2 separate regions of the Homo sapiens genome follow, and region 1 is linked to region 2. A link is an interaction called in ENCODE POLR2A ChIA-PET data of the cell type or tissue named here. Cell type or tissue: B cell. All regions are shown on one strand. Links, peaks and the distances in the headings refer to the core of each region. The heading gives the core; the rest is flanking DNA. Region 1 overlaps ZMYND8 (zinc finger MYND-type containing 8). Region 2 overlaps NCOA3 (nuclear receptor coactivator 3).

Evidence for each region. Peaks named below come from ENCODE experiments on the same cell type or tissue, not always from the same donor. Only the 100,000 strongest peaks of a DNase experiment are listed, where the experiment ranks them.
Region 1: POLR2A ChIA-PET joins it to region 2 with 5 read pairs; 7 of 35 experiments call an interaction of 5 or more read pairs at or near these places.

The regions. Positions count from the first base shown.
Region 1 is chr20:47,216,595-47,225,787 of GRCh38, forward strand. It overlaps ZMYND8 (zinc finger MYND-type containing 8), which reads right to left. Exons shown (of 23, transcript NM_001281775.3): 19 at 7,723-7,962; 20 at 4,720-4,880; 21 at 3,664-3,730. Among named protein-coding and RNA genes, the nearest start is that of MIR3616, 54 kb to the left of the region's middle. In B cell, for the core only: CTCF peaks have their summits at 3,685 (motif pointing right) and 3,887; a DNase peak (open chromatin) is centred at 3,667.
Region 2 is chr20:47,507,041-47,516,233 of GRCh38, forward strand. All of the region lies in intron 1 of NCOA3 (nuclear receptor coactivator 3), which reads left to right. Among named protein-coding and RNA genes, the nearest start is that of NCOA3, 9.8 kb to the left of the region's middle. In B cell, for the core only: no CTCF peak of the experiment used is centred there; no DNase peak of the experiment used is centred there; H3K27ac peaks cover 1,694 bases.

The sequences.
Region 1 (9,193 bases), core at 2,578-5,077, 290 kb before region 2:
GTCAGGGGTTCAAGACCAGCCTGGCCAACATGGTGAAACCCCATCTCTACTAAAAATACAAAATTAGCTGGGTGTGGTGGTGCACACCTATAATCCCAGCTACTCGGGAGGCTGAGGCAGGAGAATCACTTGAACCCAGGAGGCAGAGGTTGCAGTGAGCCGAGATCATGCCACTGCACTCCAGCCTGGGCGACAGAGCAAAGACTCTGTCTCAAAAAAGTAGAATAAAAAAAGAACACAGGTCTCTGGGGACAAAAAGTATTAATAAAAGAAAAACATATTGGGAAGACGATCCGGCAGAAGAGAATATCTGCTTCTGAGGTTAGTGACCCAGATTTGCGTGTGTGATGAGAGGAGTTTGTGTTCTTGTGTAACATTCTCCAGTTAAGCACTGAGGCTCAGGTGCAGGTAAATCAAAAGCGGAAAGCTGGGGTTCATCCAAGGTGAGGTTTTGCCAAATGGACATGCTAGGAAAACAGGAAGGGCCTGGGAGACTGGGTTGTATTAGCAACAGTACTCCATGGAAATTAAGCTGGGTAAGGAGGTAGGAAGGAGGGAGGTATAGAAACAAGACAGTTAGTAGAATTGGGTGAGGAAAAAAAGGCCACATCTGCACGCTGACGTTTCCTAGAGATCAGTGCCTTATTAGCAGAGCCACGCACAAGTGCCATTACTCAGCCATTTTTGAGTTACAACAATTTTATAGGTGTCCACCTAAGTATACCTGACATATGGTTGCAAGCATGAGTCTGGATTGCAAAGCTCAATTGGTTGCATATGGTTGCAAAGCTCAGTCCTTGTTAAAAAGAGAATCAAGAAATATGAGAGATGCTAAAGACATCTCAGTATCAAACTAAGCCTGTTCGAAGGGGAAGTGAAGAGGGAGTTGCTTTCTCAGTAGGTGCTTCCGTCATATTTAATGCCAAGTTCGTATCCTTCCTAAAGTGAGCTCACGTTACTCCCTCTGACTGTGCCCCCAAATCCCACCCACCCACCTTTCAAAGCATGAGTCTGGAGAGATCTGAACTGAAGTCTTGGCTCTCATAATTACTCATTGAGTTACCTGGGCATCTGAGTTAATGTCTCTGGACCTCAACTTGCTCATCTGTATAATGGAAATACTAACTATGCTCTTACAGACATTGGGGAAAAACATGATAAGGTGTTCATGCTCTTCAGTATCACCAATAGCTGCTCTTCTGACTTCCTTTGAAACTCCACGAAGATAGGCATTTATCTGCCTTATTCAGAAAAACTGCCCCTTCCTCCCCCTGCTCGCCCCCCTCTTCCCCCCACCATTTACTGGGGCTTCTTGCCTCCTCTCCCTTCCACTCCCTGGGCCAGTGTGCCTCAGGTCAGGAGTCAGCAAACTATGGCCAGCTCAATGCCTGTTTTTGCAATTCAAGTTTCATTGGCACAAGGCACACGTTTGTTTACATATTATCTATGTCTACTTTCACACTACAACGGCAGGGTGAGCAGCTATGACAGGAACCATGCGGCCTGCAAAACCTAAAATACTTACTAAATGGCCCTCTATGGAAAAAGTTTCTTGACCCTGGTCTAGGTAATACTCCTCCAGCTCAGAATGGAATACGATGCCTCTCCCAACTACCTTCCTGTATGCCACCCTCCTGATGCCAACAGACTCCTGCCAGATTCATCCTACCACGGCATCATTCATCTTCTCAGATGCCATTTCAATCAAGCCACTTTGAGGCTCCAAAACCCTAACAGCACCCCTCTGTCTGAAACGGTGTTTCCCTAACTTGGACCTTCCTCACACCACTTGTGCCATTTCGACACATCCATAGTCCTCTTACATATTGCTTAGTTCATGTTTTTATTTTAAACTTATGTAACTTAGGTAAATAACTAAACTTTTATTGTTAACCAACAAAAAACACAAAACCAATAAAATCTGCTGTTAAATCAAGGGCAACTCCAAAAATGAATGTAATGAAAACCTTAAATTAAAAGTTCTAGGGTGGGGAGCATGCGGCTAAAATCTAGAGTCTGCTCAGTCTTTGTTAAAAAGAGAATCAGGAAATATGAGAGATGCTAAAGACATCTTAGCACTAAACTGAGCCTGTTACAAGGGGAAGTGAAGAGGGAGTTGCTTTTTCAATAGGTGGTTCAGTCATATTTAATGCCAAGTTCATATCCTCCCTCCTAAAGCAAGCTCATATTACTCCCTCTGACTGTGCCCCCAAATCCCATCCAACTTTCAAGGCCTAGCCCCTTAGGGAAACCGTTCCCAGCCCCTAACAATGGACATCACTTCTTCCTCCATGCACTCAATATGCAGAAGTGAAATGAAATGTTTGCTTTTCAGCTCAAGAGAATCGTCAGTGGCTCACGCCTGTAATCCCAGCACTTCCGGAGGCAGAGGCGGGAGGATCACTTGAGGTCAAGAGATCAAGACCAACCTGGCCAACATGGCAAAACCCCGTTTCTACAATTTTTTTTTTTTTTTTTTTTGAGAGAGAGTCTCGCTCTGTCTTCCAGGCTGGAGCGCAGTGGCACGATCTCGACTCACTGCAACCTCCACCTCCTGGGTTCAAGCGATTCTCCTGCCTCAGCCTCCCAAGTAGCTGGGATTACAGGCGCATGTCACCACGCCCAGCTAATTTTTGTACTTTTAGTAGAGACAGGGTTTCACCATGTTGGTCAGGCTGGTCTCAAACTCCTGACCTTGTGATCCGCCCACCTCAGCCTCCCAAAGTGCTGGGATTACAGGCATGAGCCACTGCGCCCGGCCTACCAAAATTTTTTTAAAAAATTAGCCAGGCATGGTGGTGCGTCCCTGTAGTCCCAGCTACTTGGGAGGCTGAGGCAGGAGAATCACTTGAGCCTGGGAGGCGGAGGTTGCAGTGAGCTGAGATCACACTACTGCACTCCAGCCTGGGCGACAGGGCAAGACTGTCTCAAAAAAAAAAAAAAATCATCATCAGGCAGAAAGGTCCTGGAGCTGTGGTGCCAGGCAAAAACCTTGAATGAAGTAAAACTGTCTTCCACCAGGAAGACACCTTCTCTGAACCCTTCTGGAATGACCCAAAACTGCTTTAAGAAAGTGCAGGAAAAAGATTCTTTGGGCTAAGGAAGGAAGACAGCTCAAACCCCACAGAAGAAAAAACCTAGATGTCAAGTCTCAGAAATTTCCCCAAACCTGCCTGCCAGGTTATTCTCCAAAAGGAAAGGATTTAACAGAAAGATCATCCACTTAAGCACTGCCTTCAATTCTCAAAGGCTTGAGCGCCTTCATCCACCATATGCAGGTGTCAGAACCTCAGAATAAAATCTTACACAGTGTCATTTACCGTTCTCATTTCCCTGAGAGAGAGAGAAAAAAAAAACTTCCCAATCCAAATGCACTTCTTCTACCCTACCCCAGGTCAGCAACAGAACCCTCTGTCCAAATGGAGTTTTATGTGGATCCCCAGTAAATACAATAGGTAATACCGATCAGCTTGAAGAGGTACCTGAAAGTTAACATGCTCAGCTACCCCCTCACCCCCACTGACCCACCCCAGGCACCCCTAAGGATCCATAATCGTTTGGAAACCATTGGAATAAACCCTTCAAATTCTCCCTGACAAAATGGCTCCCCATCTGCCCATCTGAAATGTGAAAGCACCGTTCGCCCACCAGGGGGCAACATACCAGAGCCTTGGTTGGAGCCTAAGAGAATGGAGGAGGGCGTCTCTCTGGAGCCAGAAAGGTCAAGGGTCTAGAAATACAAAAAGAAAAAGATGGACTCAAGGCACTGAGGCTACTGTCGCCCCCACAGGGAAATCCAGGGAGTCATGGGGGTGCTCATCGCTGCCCCCAAAGCATCTCAGTGTCCTCTGCCTGGCACGGTCAGGTGGGAGTGATGGGCACAGGGCGGCCAGGTGGCCAAACCCCAGGTACCATCTCCCACACTGAACAGACTGGAACGCAGCACCAGAGTGGCCCCTCACTGTACCCTAGAACATTCACTGTTTCCTAAACTCCACTCACTAACAGAACCCCCTCCAGATTTTTGCCATATCCAAGGAGAAAGTACATTACTTCAAAATTCTGTCAGTCCGCTTTTAATTCATGCTAGCCTCTGACTAGGTAATACTATCAGTTAAACCAACATGTTTTAACTGACAGTCTAACGATTTATCTTTTTCCTAATATGCAATGAAATAGATATACAGTGACTAAAAATGTAAAAAACTATATACTCATGAAAATAGTCTTTGCATACCATCAATGTCACATACATCACACCCTGGCAAACAAACAAGGAGGTGAAACCTTCGTGGCCCAATAGGGCAGCCACTAGCCACATGTGGCTACTGAAATCTCAATTAATTAAAATTAAATAAAACTGTAAAATCAGGTCCTCGGTCACACTAGCTGCATTTCAAGTGCTCAAAAGCTGCATGTAGCTAGCAGCTACCATTCTGGACGGGAAGTACAGAACATTTCCATCATCGCAGAAAGTTCTCCTGGGCAACACTATTCTACACTTTGAGGGTCCCCAGCAGAGAGTACTGGGGAGCAGCTGCCAGGTCCCACACACGCCGGCCCAGGCTCCATGTTCCCACACATCCACTGGAAATGCCGGCACACTGTTAGGACAAGCCTCCCACAACACGGAACTTTCAGGGCGGCAGACAGGGGGTCCTAAGTCCACTTGGCACAAAGGGTAGATGTCACTAGCCAAAGGCATGGGGGGATCCTCACCGAGCCACTCTCCTTGCTTTTCTCAGCTGACGTCTCCTTCTCTTTGGAGGCGCTGGCCGTTTCTGAAGGTGCTGATTGTGTGCTCGAGGAGCTCCCCTGGGAGGACTTATTTAGTGTTTCTGTGTTCACCTCAGCATCCGCTTCCTGCTGAGGAGCAGTAGCTGGGGACAAAGGAGAGAGAGAGACGCCACATATACACAGAGTACGATGATTTTGAAACATGCATGGAGCCCCGCCCTGCACCCAGTGGCACCCAAGGCTCAGCCCTACCCAGGGCATAAAAGTGGAGGCTCAAGGGGGCCAGATTGCCAGAGTTTTCCAGAAGCTGGAATTCCAAACTTTAGAATTCCAAATTTTAACATAAACATGCTGAGATGGAGTCTCGCTCTGTCAGCCAGGCTGGAGTGCAATGGCACGATCTCAGCTCACTGCAACCTCTGTCTCCTGGGTTCAAGTGATTCTCTTGTCTCAGCCCACCAAGTAGCTGGGACTCAGGTGCACACCACCATGTCCGACTAATTTTTTGTATTTTTAGTAGAGACAGGGTTTCACCATGTTGGTCAAGCTGGTATTGAACTCCTGACCTTAGGTGATCCACCCACCTCGGCCTCCCAAAGTGCTAGGATTACAGGCTTGAGCCACCGTGCCTAGCCAACATGTTGATTTTTAATGGTTAGCAATTCAAGTTTTATTAAATCATTCTGGAGATGAAAGTATATTCCTGGAACAAATAAAGCCCATCAACAAGAGCCAACCTGTAACTGCTGATTTAGTTACTCTATTTAGTCATTTCTAGGTGGAGACCTATATTTTTAGCCCCAGAGACTTTCTTCCTTCTAAGGTGGGACAGGAAAACCACGTGAAAGGCGACATGCTATCAGAGGCCCAGAGAATCTGGAGATGGCAGAAACTTGGACACATAGAAAAACAGGGCGTTTGGGGCCGGGTGCGGCGGCTCATGCCTGTAATCCCAGCACTTTGGGAGGCTGAGGCGGGCAGATCACGAGGTCAGGAGATCAAGACCATACTGGCTAACACAGTAAAACCCTGTCTCTACTAAAAAACACAAAAAATTAGCCAGGCGTGGTGGCGGGCACCTGTAGTCCCAGCTACTAGGGAGGCTGAGGAAGGAGAATGGCATGAGCCCGGGAGGCGGAGCTTGCAGTGAGCTGAGATCGCGCCGTTGCACTCCAGCCTGGGAGAAAGAGCGAGACTCCGTCTCAACGAAAAAAAAAAGGAAAAGAAAAACGCGTCTGGGAGGAATTTAGGAAGAACAGATGTAATTATGTCACAAAAAAAGGAAAGCCGAAGGACATTTTGGCCATCTTGGCAAAACAGCAAAAGGCTCATCAGACACATTCCAGAACGGAGGGAAAACACAAAGAGACTTTACTCCAGTAAGAGACCAAAAGTCTCTACAAAGAAGACATCTCCCTAAAGACTAAAGAACAGGGCAAGGTATTCTCCAATATTGCCTTTTAAAAAATAATAAAATAACAGATTTGTCTAGAGCAAGAGCTGGCAAGCTAGTGCTGCCTGTTTTATTGGCAGACAGCCACATCCATCCATTTATATATCATCTATGTCCATCCATTTACATATCATCTAAGACTGCTTCTGCACTGCAACAGCAGAGTTAAGTAGTAGCAACAGAAACCACATGGTGTACAAAGCCTAAAATATTCACTCTCGCCCTTCACAGAAAAAGTTTACCAACCCCTGGTCAAGCTTCTCACACTTGAGTCATTTACATACCACCTTTGCAAATTTTGCCAATCCGCAGACATACTACTTTATTGTATTATTTATGGGACACTTGAAATTCTTTAAAATGGAAGTGTTTAATTCCAACCATACAAAGCTAGTATCATTTGCCACAAATAAAAGCTAATGGTAAAAAATAACTTATAGGCTGGGCGTGGTGGCTCACACCTGTAATCCCAGTACTTTGGGAGGCTGAGGCCGGCAGATCACTTGAGGTCAGGAGTTCAAGACCAGCCTGGCCAACATGGTGAAACCCTGTCTCTACTAATAATACAAAAATTAGCTGCGCATGGTGATGTGTGCCTGTAATACCAGCCACTTGGGAGGCTGAGGCAGGAGAATCAGTGGAAGCCAGGAGGCAGGGTTGCAGTGAGCCGAGATCGTGTCACTGCACTCCAGCCTGGGGGACAAGAGCAAAACTCTGTCTCAAAATAATAATAATAATAATTCATAAAATATTATTGATGCCAGGCGCTGTGGCTCACGCCTGTAATCCCAGCACTTTGGGAGGCCAAGGTAGGTGGATCACCTGAGGTCAGGAGTTAAAGACCAGCCTGACCAACATGGAGAAACCCCATCTCTACTAAAAATACTAAAAATTAGCCGGGCATAGTGGCATATTTCTGTAATCCCAGCTACTCGGGAGGCTGAGGCAGGAGAATCGCTTGAACCCGGAAGGCAGAGGTTGCACTAAGCCGAGATCACGCCACTGCACTCCAGCCTGGGCAACAAGAGCGAAACTCTGTCTCAAAAAAAAAAAAAAAAGGATAAATTCTAACTAGATAGTGCTTCCTGCTGGAAGCTCTAGGCCTGGGGACTGCTTGTTCTATGTTGGAAAGGGTGATTACAAATATTACAGCAGTGTCAAAGATAGGTTAGTACCAAACTAACACTTTTTACTTAACAAAGAAATTGGGAATCCATATTATCTAAAGCCACAAGTCCATTACTGCCAAAAAAAACACAGTGTCTCAACTTCAGTACTACTGACACTTTAGGCCTGAGAAGAGATCAAGGGTTCTGCAAAGATCAAAGGTTCAAAATGCCCATGGCTCAAGTTTTAGCTATGTGCCTGCACACTGCTCACCTGTGTGTAAGACACAATTGTTTTTGAGTGAAAGTGTCCAGAAGCCAGGCAAGCTCCCTTGACAATTAGCCCTGAGACCCCTGAAGTCCACAGGGGAGACCAATGCCAAGCCACTGCAGCCCAGGACGGGAGGCAGCCCCACAGGGCATTACCTGACTGGGTGCAGGACTTCATGTGCTCAGGCCAGTGGGCTTGCTGGCAGGGGTAGTCACAGTAGCTGGTGTTCCAACAGCAGTAAAAGATGGCCTCCTTCTTGCAGTTGGCGCACCACTGCTTCTTCTTGGTCTCATCCACCGCCTGCTGCTTCTCCAACTCCAGCTGCTTCTTCACCTCGGCGATGAGCCGGTCCCGCTCCTGCTCCAGGCTCTGCCGCATCTCCGCCATGGTCAGCTCTGGTGGAGGAGGGGAAGAACACCGCTCATCACCTGACCCCAGCCTGGGGTGTGGGGTTATTCCTGCCCCCAGATTCAGGCAGACGTGGATGCAAGACCTGGCTGGGAGAAGCCCTGGCTGTGTGCCCATGGGCAATAACCTAGCCCGAGTCTTCATCTGTAAATAGGGCATTCATCATGGTGACCAGATGGTGCTGCCTGTTGAGAGTGGACATGAGGTGCCCAGCATGGACATAACTGCAGCCCCAGAGGATTTTCCACACCAGACTACATTCTGGGAATTCCTCAAAGTAACCCTTGAAACAACTGCCACCAAAACTCACTTTCTATCCTATTATTCATTAACATAAGCCTTTTCCCCCCTATCAATCAAATACCTATACAGCACCCACTACATGAAGGCACTGTTCTAAGAACTTTATAAATATTAACTCATATAACCCTCATCCTAATAATCCTACGGGGTAAGTACTACTATTCTACCCCTTTCGCAGATGAGGAAACCGAGGCAAACAGCTAGCTGGGCCTAGACCTCAGGCGTGCTTTCTTGTAGGTGTCTCCTGTGGCACTGGATCCAGATGGGACTGTGGTTGATGATTATACTAACAGGACAACTATGAACCTACTCAGTCTACCAAGATTTCTCTAATTTTACTTCAGACAGTTAAGTCCACTGGTAATTCATTTAGGAGTGACCTGCTGGCTGTAATAAAAGAAAAATAGGCCAAGTGCAGTGGCTCATGCCTGTAATCCCAGCACTTTGGGAGGCTGAGGCAGATGGATCACCTGAGGTCAGGAGTTTGAGACCAGCCTGGCCAACATGGTGAAACCCTGTCTCTGCTAAAAATACAAAAATTAGCTAGGCGCGATGGTGTAATCCCAGCTACTTGGGAGGCCGAGGCAGGAGAATTGCTTGAACCCAGGAGGCAGAAGTTTCAGTGAACCGAGATCATGCCATTGCACTCCAGCCTGGACAACAAGAGTGAAACTCCATTGACAAGGGAGGGGAAGGGAGGGGAAGGGAGGGGAAGGAAGGGGAAGGAGGGGATGGGAGGGGAATGGTCCCTCAATTCCTTCAAATACTCTTCCTGAACTTTATAAAGTAAAATTAACCCCTCATAAAGAAGTTAACTACCTGTGGCCAGACAGAACCTTTGAGTCAATCTAACTACCTTTAACTAGGGGTCTGTAAACCATAGCTAAGTTTTGGCCAGCCCACAGGTAATTTTTT
Region 2 (9,193 bases), core at 2,839-5,338:
TTTGGTGGCTATGGCAGCTGAGTTGGCGTGGTAGATGGATAGATGGGAAAGGACTGCAGAAGTCAGCATAATCCTCAATTAGGATAAGCCTTATGGTTAATTGAATGTTGAGTGTACAGGTTAAATCCCATTATAACGAACTCCAGGGGACTGGCCAAATTATTTTGTTGTACTGGGATTAGACTTTATTAAATATTGTTTAAAACAGTCTTTTTGTTAGAGGTGTTAGAGATTTTGGAAAAATTTCCATTTATTGTAACAATTTGACAAGTTGTTCATGAACCTTCCATCTTTAATGCTTTTACCTTTAAAAAGAAAAGAAAGCATGTTGAGCTGGGCAGTGGCAGAGCATGTATATCACCCCTCCACACCATGTTTTGAGTAGCTCTTGGTTTATGTCGACAACCTAATTAGTTTGTTAGTAAGTACTACCACCATCTAAGTGTGGTCAGAAGAATGGGAAATTCCCCAGGTTTGCAGGTGACTGGTGCTGTTAATTTTTTCTGTCCCCAACAACATGTATATATATTTTTAAATTTAACCCTGATCCTTAGAGCACCCAACAACTTTTTGTTGTTGTTGTTGTTGTTGTTTTGAGATGGAGTTTCACTCTTGTTGCCCAGGCTGGAGTGCAATGGCACGATCTTGGCTCACTGTAACCTTTGCCTCCCAGGTTCAAGTGATTCTCCTGCCTCAGCCTCGTGAGTAGCTAGGATTACAGGCATGTGCCACTACACCTGGCTAATTTTGTATTTTTAGTAGAGATGGCGGTTTCTCCATGTGGGTCAGGCTGGTCTCGAATTCCCAGCCTCAGGTGATCTGCCCGCGTCGGCCTCCCAAAGTGCTGGAATTACAGGTGTGAGCCACCACGCCTGGCCAACAACTTTTAAAAAATAAATGAATATACATCATTTTAGTGTGAAATTTAAGTCAGTAATAATTGACTTAGCCCCTTTCTCCTCAGCTATCAATGTAGGTTGAGATTTTTAGGTCTATAAATTGTATTGTTTAAAAAAAAGGGATAGTAATGATGTAGTTTTTAACTTCGTGATACTATCCATATAAATATGAAAATTTTCAGAAACAAGCTTAATTTATATACATATAAGAAAAAGACTGTTCTTATGCTTGGCCAGAAATATACTTCTTTCTGTCCTGTACTTTTATTAGGTTGGTGTTTGCCAAGCTTCAGGCATTTACATCCCACCTTCATATCTAAGGCTAGCATTTTTAGTTTGTTTAGAGAATTTGGATTGGGTGCAGCAAGACATTTTTGAAGTCATTCTTTTAAATAGATGTTCCATGAAGGAGGGAAAATCTGAAAGAAGGAATTTCAAAGCAACCCAAGCAGTGTTTTGAAAATTCTCAAGACTGAAGAATAATGACTGACTAGTAGGCAGGAAGCCTGCAGTTGTATTGTGGTATTGTTCCTCCATCTCATGCATTTGAGAACTTTAGTACAAAAGAAGAGAAAGCATGGGGAGGGGAAGAAAGGGTTTTAACAAAAAAGGGGGCACTTTTGGAGTAAATATTCTTTGCCCTTCTGTTTAAATGAAATCTAAAGCCATATTATTTTACTTTGAAAGAAAATGTGTATCATAATAGAAATGTCCTAAACTGACATTTTTATAAATGAAAGTTAATTGCTGTTGGTGGAAAGAGCAGCATGATCATATGTTCAGTTTCAAAACAGAACTTTGATTAAAAAGAAATCTACATGTGAAAACCTTTTTTTCCTTTTTGGTACCTGATCAATATATTTTGTTAGCTTGTTACTTTGAAAAGAAGACTTACCTAGGGCAGAGTTCAGAATAATTTGTAAGCATGTGCTATAAGCTTTGGACAAATCAATCTCTCTTGGCCAGTTTTTAAAATTTTAAAACAAAGGGTGCTCTGTATGGTTTTCCAAGGTTCCTTATTTTATACAATTCTATAAACTTAAGGCATTATGTAGATATGTACAATGCTCTTTTACTTAAATTTTGTTGATTGAACATAAATGAATTAAGCTCTTTATACCAGATAACCGTGTGAAGTTAGATGCAGCTTTCAGTGCTGACTTATAAAGAATTTAGAGGCTGGGTCCCATGGCTCACACCTGTAATCCCAGCACTTTGAGAGGAGGATCACTTGAGCCCAGGAATTTGAGACCAGCCTGGGCAACAAAGTAAGATCCTGTCTCTATAAAAAATAGGAAAAAAAAATTAGCCGGGCATGGTGATGTGCGCCTGTGGTCCCAGCCGCATGTGAGACTGAGCTGGGAGGATGACTTGAGCCCAGGAGGTTGAGGGTGCAATGAGCTGTGATTGTGCCATTGCACACCAGCCTGAGTGACAGAGTGAGACCCTGTCTCAAAAGGGACTTTAATCGCCTGACTTCATCACAGTATATGCTATAACTGGGTAAAAGTGTGTGTGTGTGAGAGAGAGGGATTTTCAGTCCCCTCCTTCTCGTGTAAGAAAAGCAAGTGTTACTTTCTTTACTCTCAGTGAAATTGCTGTCGTTGAAATGGATTATTTAAGTCATCTTGTGGAGTAGCTATATCAGCTTGAGTTTGTTTCCAGATTGAAATTTGGCAATTTTGGGGCTGAGTGCAGTGGCTCCTGCCTGTAATCCCAGCAATTTGGGAGGCTGAGACCAGAGACTTGCTTGAGCCTAGGAGTTCAAGACCAGCCTGGGCAACATAGCAAGACCCCCCCATCTCTATTAAAAAAATTTGGCAATTTTATTTGAAAATGTTATAAGAGTTACTCAGTACTGTTTATCAAATTGTCCCTTTAGTCTACTACACACTCTGTGTTCCATCCCAGCTCATCTATTTCCTTTTACTTGCTTGGTGGTAATTGTGTTTTATGACAATGTGTTAATCTCAATTGAGGTAGTTGTCTTCACCGCAGTTGGAACAGTAGTTGACTACATATAGGAAAATCTACCAGTGAAGAAACTCCACCAGTGAGAAAAATAACTCTACACATCTTGCATCATTGGAGGGTCAGTGATATCTTTGTCATATAATAAGACAGGACTGTTACCATATTAAGTTTAAAACTACTTTCATCAGGAATCAATAAAATGGAATCCAGAAAGCGACTTTAAACGTACACAGTCATGGCCAGGAGTGGTGGTTCACGCCTGTAATCCCAGCACTTTGGGAGGCCAAGATGAGTGGATCACGAAGTCAGGAATTGGAGACCATCCTGGCCAAGATGGTGAAACTCCGTCTCTACTAAAAATATAAAAAAATTAGCTGGGCATGGTGGCGGGTGCCTGTAATCCCAGCTACTCAGGAGGCTGAGGCAGGAGAATCGTTTGAACCCTGGAGGTAGAGGTTGCCGTGAGCTGAGATCGCGCCACTGCACTCCAGCCTGGGTGACAGAGCAAGACTCCATCTCAAAAAAAAAAAAAAAGTACACGATCATATCTAGAATGGTAGAAGCCTTGAGTGTATGGGTTCTAAGATTTGGCAAACCTGTAAGCATGAACTTGCCCAGTAACCTTCAGTTTCCCTTTTCTTTCCCCCAAATCACAATATAGTCATCCACATGGGACTTTTAAAAATTAATTCAATTTTTGGAGAGGGTCTTGCTCTGTCATCTAGGATGGAGTGTAGTGTCACCATCACAGTTCACTGCAGCCTTGACCTACTGGGCTCAAGCGGTCCTCCCAGCGCAGCCTCCCAGTAGCTGTGACTACAGGCACATGTCACCACTCCTGGCTGATGTTTTTAAGTTTTGTATAGAAGGTGTGTCTTTGGCTGGTCTTGAACTCTTGGGATCAAGCGATCCTTCTGCCTTGGTCTCCCAAAGTGCTGGGATTACAGATGTGAGCCATCGTGCCCAGTATAGTGAGTTTTCTTAAACTTAGTTTTCATACCACTCTTCTAAGTCTTGAGGCCTTAAACTTCAATCATCTTTAATTTGCTGCTGCTTGGTTGTTGTTGCCTACTCTTCCATGCACAGACATACTTAATCAGTGATTATTATGCCTTTACTATTTAAGGAACTGTGAGAGTTAACAAAGTTTGTGACCTCCAAGTGTGCACAATCAATCAGGTACTCATATCACTTCAGTACAAGGCAATCAGTGATAAGTCGGTTTTGCCTATAGAGATTGTAGAGAAGTTCAGAGGAGGCAAGGGACTACTACTGATCCAGGCCATCAGGGTACAGCATGTTGAAGAATAAGATTTAAACATTTTCTTTCTTTCTTTCTTTTTTTTTTTTTGAGATGGGGGTCTCACTGTGTTGCCCAGGCCAGAGTGCAGTGGCATGATCATGGTTCACTGCAGCCTTGACCACCAGGGCTCAAGCGGTTTTCCTGCCTCTGCCTCCCAAGTAGCTGGGACTACACGTGTCCACCACCATGCCTAATTTTTTTTTTTTTTTTTTTTTTGAGACAGAGTCTCTCTTTGTCACCCAGGCTGGAGTGCAGTGGCGTGTTCTTGGCTATATAGATATATAGCTGAGATATGTATCTCTCTCGAGATATATATATATATATATATATATATATATATTTCTTTTTTTTTTTGAGACGGTCTTGCTCTGTCACCCAGGCTAGAATGCACTGGTGCTATCTCAGATCACCGCAACCTCCACCTCCCCGGTTCAAGTGAATCTCCTGCCTCAGCCACCCGAGTAGCTGGGGTTACAGGCAGCACTACCACGTGGACCCAGCTAATTTTTGTATTTTTAGTAGAGACGGGGTTTCACCTTGTTGGCCAGGCTGATCTTGAACTCCTGGCATCATGATCTGCCCGTCTCCAAAATAAAATAAGTGGGAACTATGCTACACATGGACATATTGTGTGGAATAATAGACAAGAGACTAGGAAGGGTGAGGAGGGGGATGATGAGAGATTACTTAATGGGTACAATGTATGTGATTTGAGTAAATGATGCCCTAAAAGTCCTGGCTTCACCACTAGGCAATCTATGCATGTAACAAAATTACACTTGTACCCCATAAATTTATACAAATTAAAAAAAATCAGGCTGGGTGCAGGGGCTCATGCCCATAATATCAATACTTTGAGAGGCTGAGGCAGGAGGACTGCTTAAAGCCGGAAGTTAAAGACTAGGCTGGGCAATATAGTGAGACCCCATCCTATGAAAAAAAAATAGGAAATAATAAAATAATTTTTACAAAAAACAAAATATAAACACAAAAAAAGTTTTTCTTCTAGAAAAAATAACTAATTTACATCTCAATAAGATAAAAACAATCCAACTTAAAAATAGGCAAAAGAGACTGGACCCCGTAGCTCACACCTATAATCCCAGCACTTTGGGAGGCTGAGGCGGGCGGATCGTGAGGTCAAGAGATCGAGACCATCCTGGCCAACATGGTGAGACACCGTCTCTACTGAAAATAAAAAATTAGCCGGGCATGGTGGCACATGCCTGTAGTCCCAGCTACTCGGGAGGTTGAGGCAGGAGAATTGCTTGAACCCGGCAGGCGAAGGTTGCAGTGTGCCGACATAGCGCCACTGCACTCGAACGTGGCAACAGAGTGAGACTCTGTCTCACTAAAAAAAAAAAAAAAAAAAACACAAAAGATATATACAGAGACTTCACAGAAAAAAGGTACACCAGTGGCAAGTAAGTACGAAAAAAGATGCTCAACATCAGCCATTAGGGAAACTGAAAACTACAATGAGATACCACTATACACTCACTATGAGGGGTAACATTAAAAAGACTGACCATACCGTTTGTTGGTAAGGATGTGGAACAACTAGAACTGTATCATACGTGGATACATGGCTAGGAGAAATGTGAAATGGTACAATCACTTTGAGAAACAGTGGGCAGTTTCTTTAAATTTGTAAATATTGGCTGGGTGCAGTGGCTCAAGCCTGTAATCCCAGCACTTTGGAAGGCTGAGGTGGGGGATCACTTGAGATCAGGAGTTTGAGACCAGCCTGGCCAACATGGCAAAACCTGGTCTCTACTAAAAATACAAAAAATTAGCCAGATGTGATGGTGTGTGCCTGTAACCCCAGCTTCTCAGGAGGCTGAGGCATGAGAATAGCTGAGGCATGAGAAGAGCCCAGAAGGCAGAGGTTGCAGTGAGCCGAGATCCCACCACTGCACTCCAGCTGGGGAAACAGAGCAAGACTCTGTCTCAAAAAAATTAAAAAAAATAAAATAAACTTGTAAATATTATACACTTAGCATATAACCCAGCCATTCTACTTCTGGGTTCCCCCCAAGAGAAACACAAGCTTAGGTCCACACACTACCCTATACACAAATACGCAGAGAAGCTGCTTACTTACCATCAAATACATATGAGGATATTTACTTCCAGTTTTGTTTGAAATAATATGAAACTGAATAAATCATGATATAACCATACAATGGAATGCAGTGTAATTATTAGAAATTTCTAAGCAACTATTAGCCGGGCGAGGCGGCTCAAGCCTGTAACCTCAGCACTTTGGGAGGCTGAGGCAAGCAGATCATTCAAGGCCAGGAGTTTGAGACCAGCCTGGCCAACATGGCAAAATGCGGTTTCTACTAAAAATACAAAAATTAGCTGGGCGTGGTGACACACACCTATAATCCCAGCTACTCAGGAGGCTGAAACATGAGACTCACTTGAATCCAGGAGGCAAAGGTTGCAGTGAGCCAAGATCGCGCCACTACACTCCAGCCCGATGGAGCAAGACTCTGTCTCAAAAAAAAAAAAAAAAAAAAAAAAAATTATAAGCAACTGTAAATCAAACTGATATGAATCCTTCCCCAAGATCATTTTTAAAGTATGTACAGTGCAAAGCAGGGCTCTTGAGTGCCAGTTACTTAGGTGTGTTCATTTTATAACAATTTAGCAAGCTGTACTTGTGCCCTTCCATAAATATATTATACATCAATTTAAAGTTTGCCAAAAATATAGGCGAAATGCTTAAACTTAAAAACTTTAAACTATATGCATGTATATGTACCTAGACTAGGGTAACAATGGTTCCAGGGCAGGGAAGGAGGCAGCTAAGAAAGGACGGCCACTGTATACCCTCTGATAACTTTTAAATTGATCTGATGTGTACCTGTAATTTATTTCAAAAAGTATTTTCTTAACTGAGACCATTTGCAACTCTCTTTAAGTCAACATTTTCTTTTTTTTTTCTAGTATCAGAAGATTTTATTTTTTTACTTTTATTTTTTTGAATTTTTTTTTTAATTTATCAACATTTTCTTAATATAGAAATAAAGTAGAGGCAGAGATGGATTTAGGTCCATAACAGTTCTTCATAACCCAATTTCAAATTTTCTACATATCACAACAGTCTCATTCTCACTACTTTTATAACTGAAAAAACAGTATAAATTTCAAAAATAAACTTGTAACAAATCTTTTTTTATTTTTTTTGAGACGGTCTCTGTTGCCCAGGCTGCAGTGCAGTGGTACAATCTTGACTCACTGAAATCTCCACCTCCCAGGTTCAAGCGATTCTCATGTCTCAGCCTCTGGAGTAGCTGGGTGTATAGGCATGTGCCATCATTCCCACCTAATTTTTTTTTTGTATTTTTGGTAGAGATTGGGTTTCACCATGTTGGCCTGGCTGGTCTCAAATTCCTGCCCTCAAGTGATCTGGCCCACCTCGGCCTCCCAAAGTGCTGGGATCACAGGTGTGCTGTTTTTTTGTTTGTTTGTTTTGTTTTGTTTTTTGCTTTTTTTTTTTTTTTTTTTTTGAGACAGAGTCTTGCTCTGTCACCCAGGCTAAAGAGCAGTGGTGCAATCTCAGCTCACTGCAACCTCCGCCTCCAGAGTAGCTGGGATTACAGGTGCCTGCCACTATGCCTGGCTAATTTTTGTATTTTTAGCAGAGACAGAGTTTTGCCATGTTGGCCAGGCTGGTCTTGAACTCGTGACTTTAGGTGATGCACTTGCCTCAGCCTCCCAAAGTGCTGGGATTACAGGCATGAGCCACCACACCCAGCCTCTTGTATTTTAAATAGTGTTTTGTATAAGATTTCATTTGTGTTAAAAAAAAAAAATTCTACAGCAAAAGAGGTTTGAAAAACCGGGACTATGAATGATATAATGTATATTAAGCATTTAACACTGCCCAGGGACAGACACACAAATAGTAACTTTTAATAGCTATATATATATATTTAAAAAAAATTTTTTTTTTTGAGATGGAGTCTCGCTCTGTTGCCCACCTGGAGTGCAGTGGCACGATCTCCGCTCACCACAACCTCCGCCTCCTGAGTTCAAACAATTCTCCTGCCTCAGCCTCCCCAGTAGCTGGGACTACAGGCGCGCACCACCATGCCTGGTTAATTTTGGTATTTTTAGTAGAGATGGGGTTTCACTGTCTTAGTCTTGAACTCCTGATGTCGTGATCCACCCCCCTCGGCCTCCCAAAGTCCAAAGTGCTGGAAATACAGGCATGAGCCACCACACCCGAGCTTTTTCTTTCTTTCTTTTTTTTTTTTTTTTTTCTTTTTTTTAAGACAGGTCACTGGGTCACTCTGTTACCCAGGCTGGGGTACAGTGGCATGATCTCGGCTCACTGCAGTCTGCCTTCTGGGTTTAAGCGATTCTTATGCCTCAGCGTACTGAGTAGCTGGGACTAGAGGCATGCACCACCACTCCCAGCTAATTTTTTATTTTTTAGTAGAGACGGGATTTCACTATGTTGGCTGGTCTTGAACTTCTGGCCTCAAGTGGTCCGCCCACCTCAGCTTCCCAATGTGTTAGGATTACAGGCGTGAGCCACTGCCCTCAGCCTTAATACCAATATTATCATCAATCAATAAGTGGTAGCTTTTCTGTGGTATATCCAGACAATGGCATATTATTCAGTACTAAAAAGAAATGTGCTATCAATTCATGAAGAGATGTGAAGAAAACTTTAAGTTTTCACTTAGTGAAAGAAGCCAATTTGGAAAGGCCACATACTGTGTGATTCTAACTATGTGACATCTTAGAAAAGGCAAAATTTTGGAAACACTAGAAAGATCAGTGGTTGCCAGGAGTTAGTGGGGAGGAAAGAATGAGTAGACAGAGCACAGTACTCAGGGTAGTGAAACTACTCTGTATGATAGATACTATAATGGTAGATACATGTTGTTATAAATTGTTCCAAACTCATAAAATGCACGATACCAGGAGTAAACTCTAATGTGAACTACACACTCTGGATGATAATGATGCCTCAGTGTAGGTACAAATGTATCAAGAT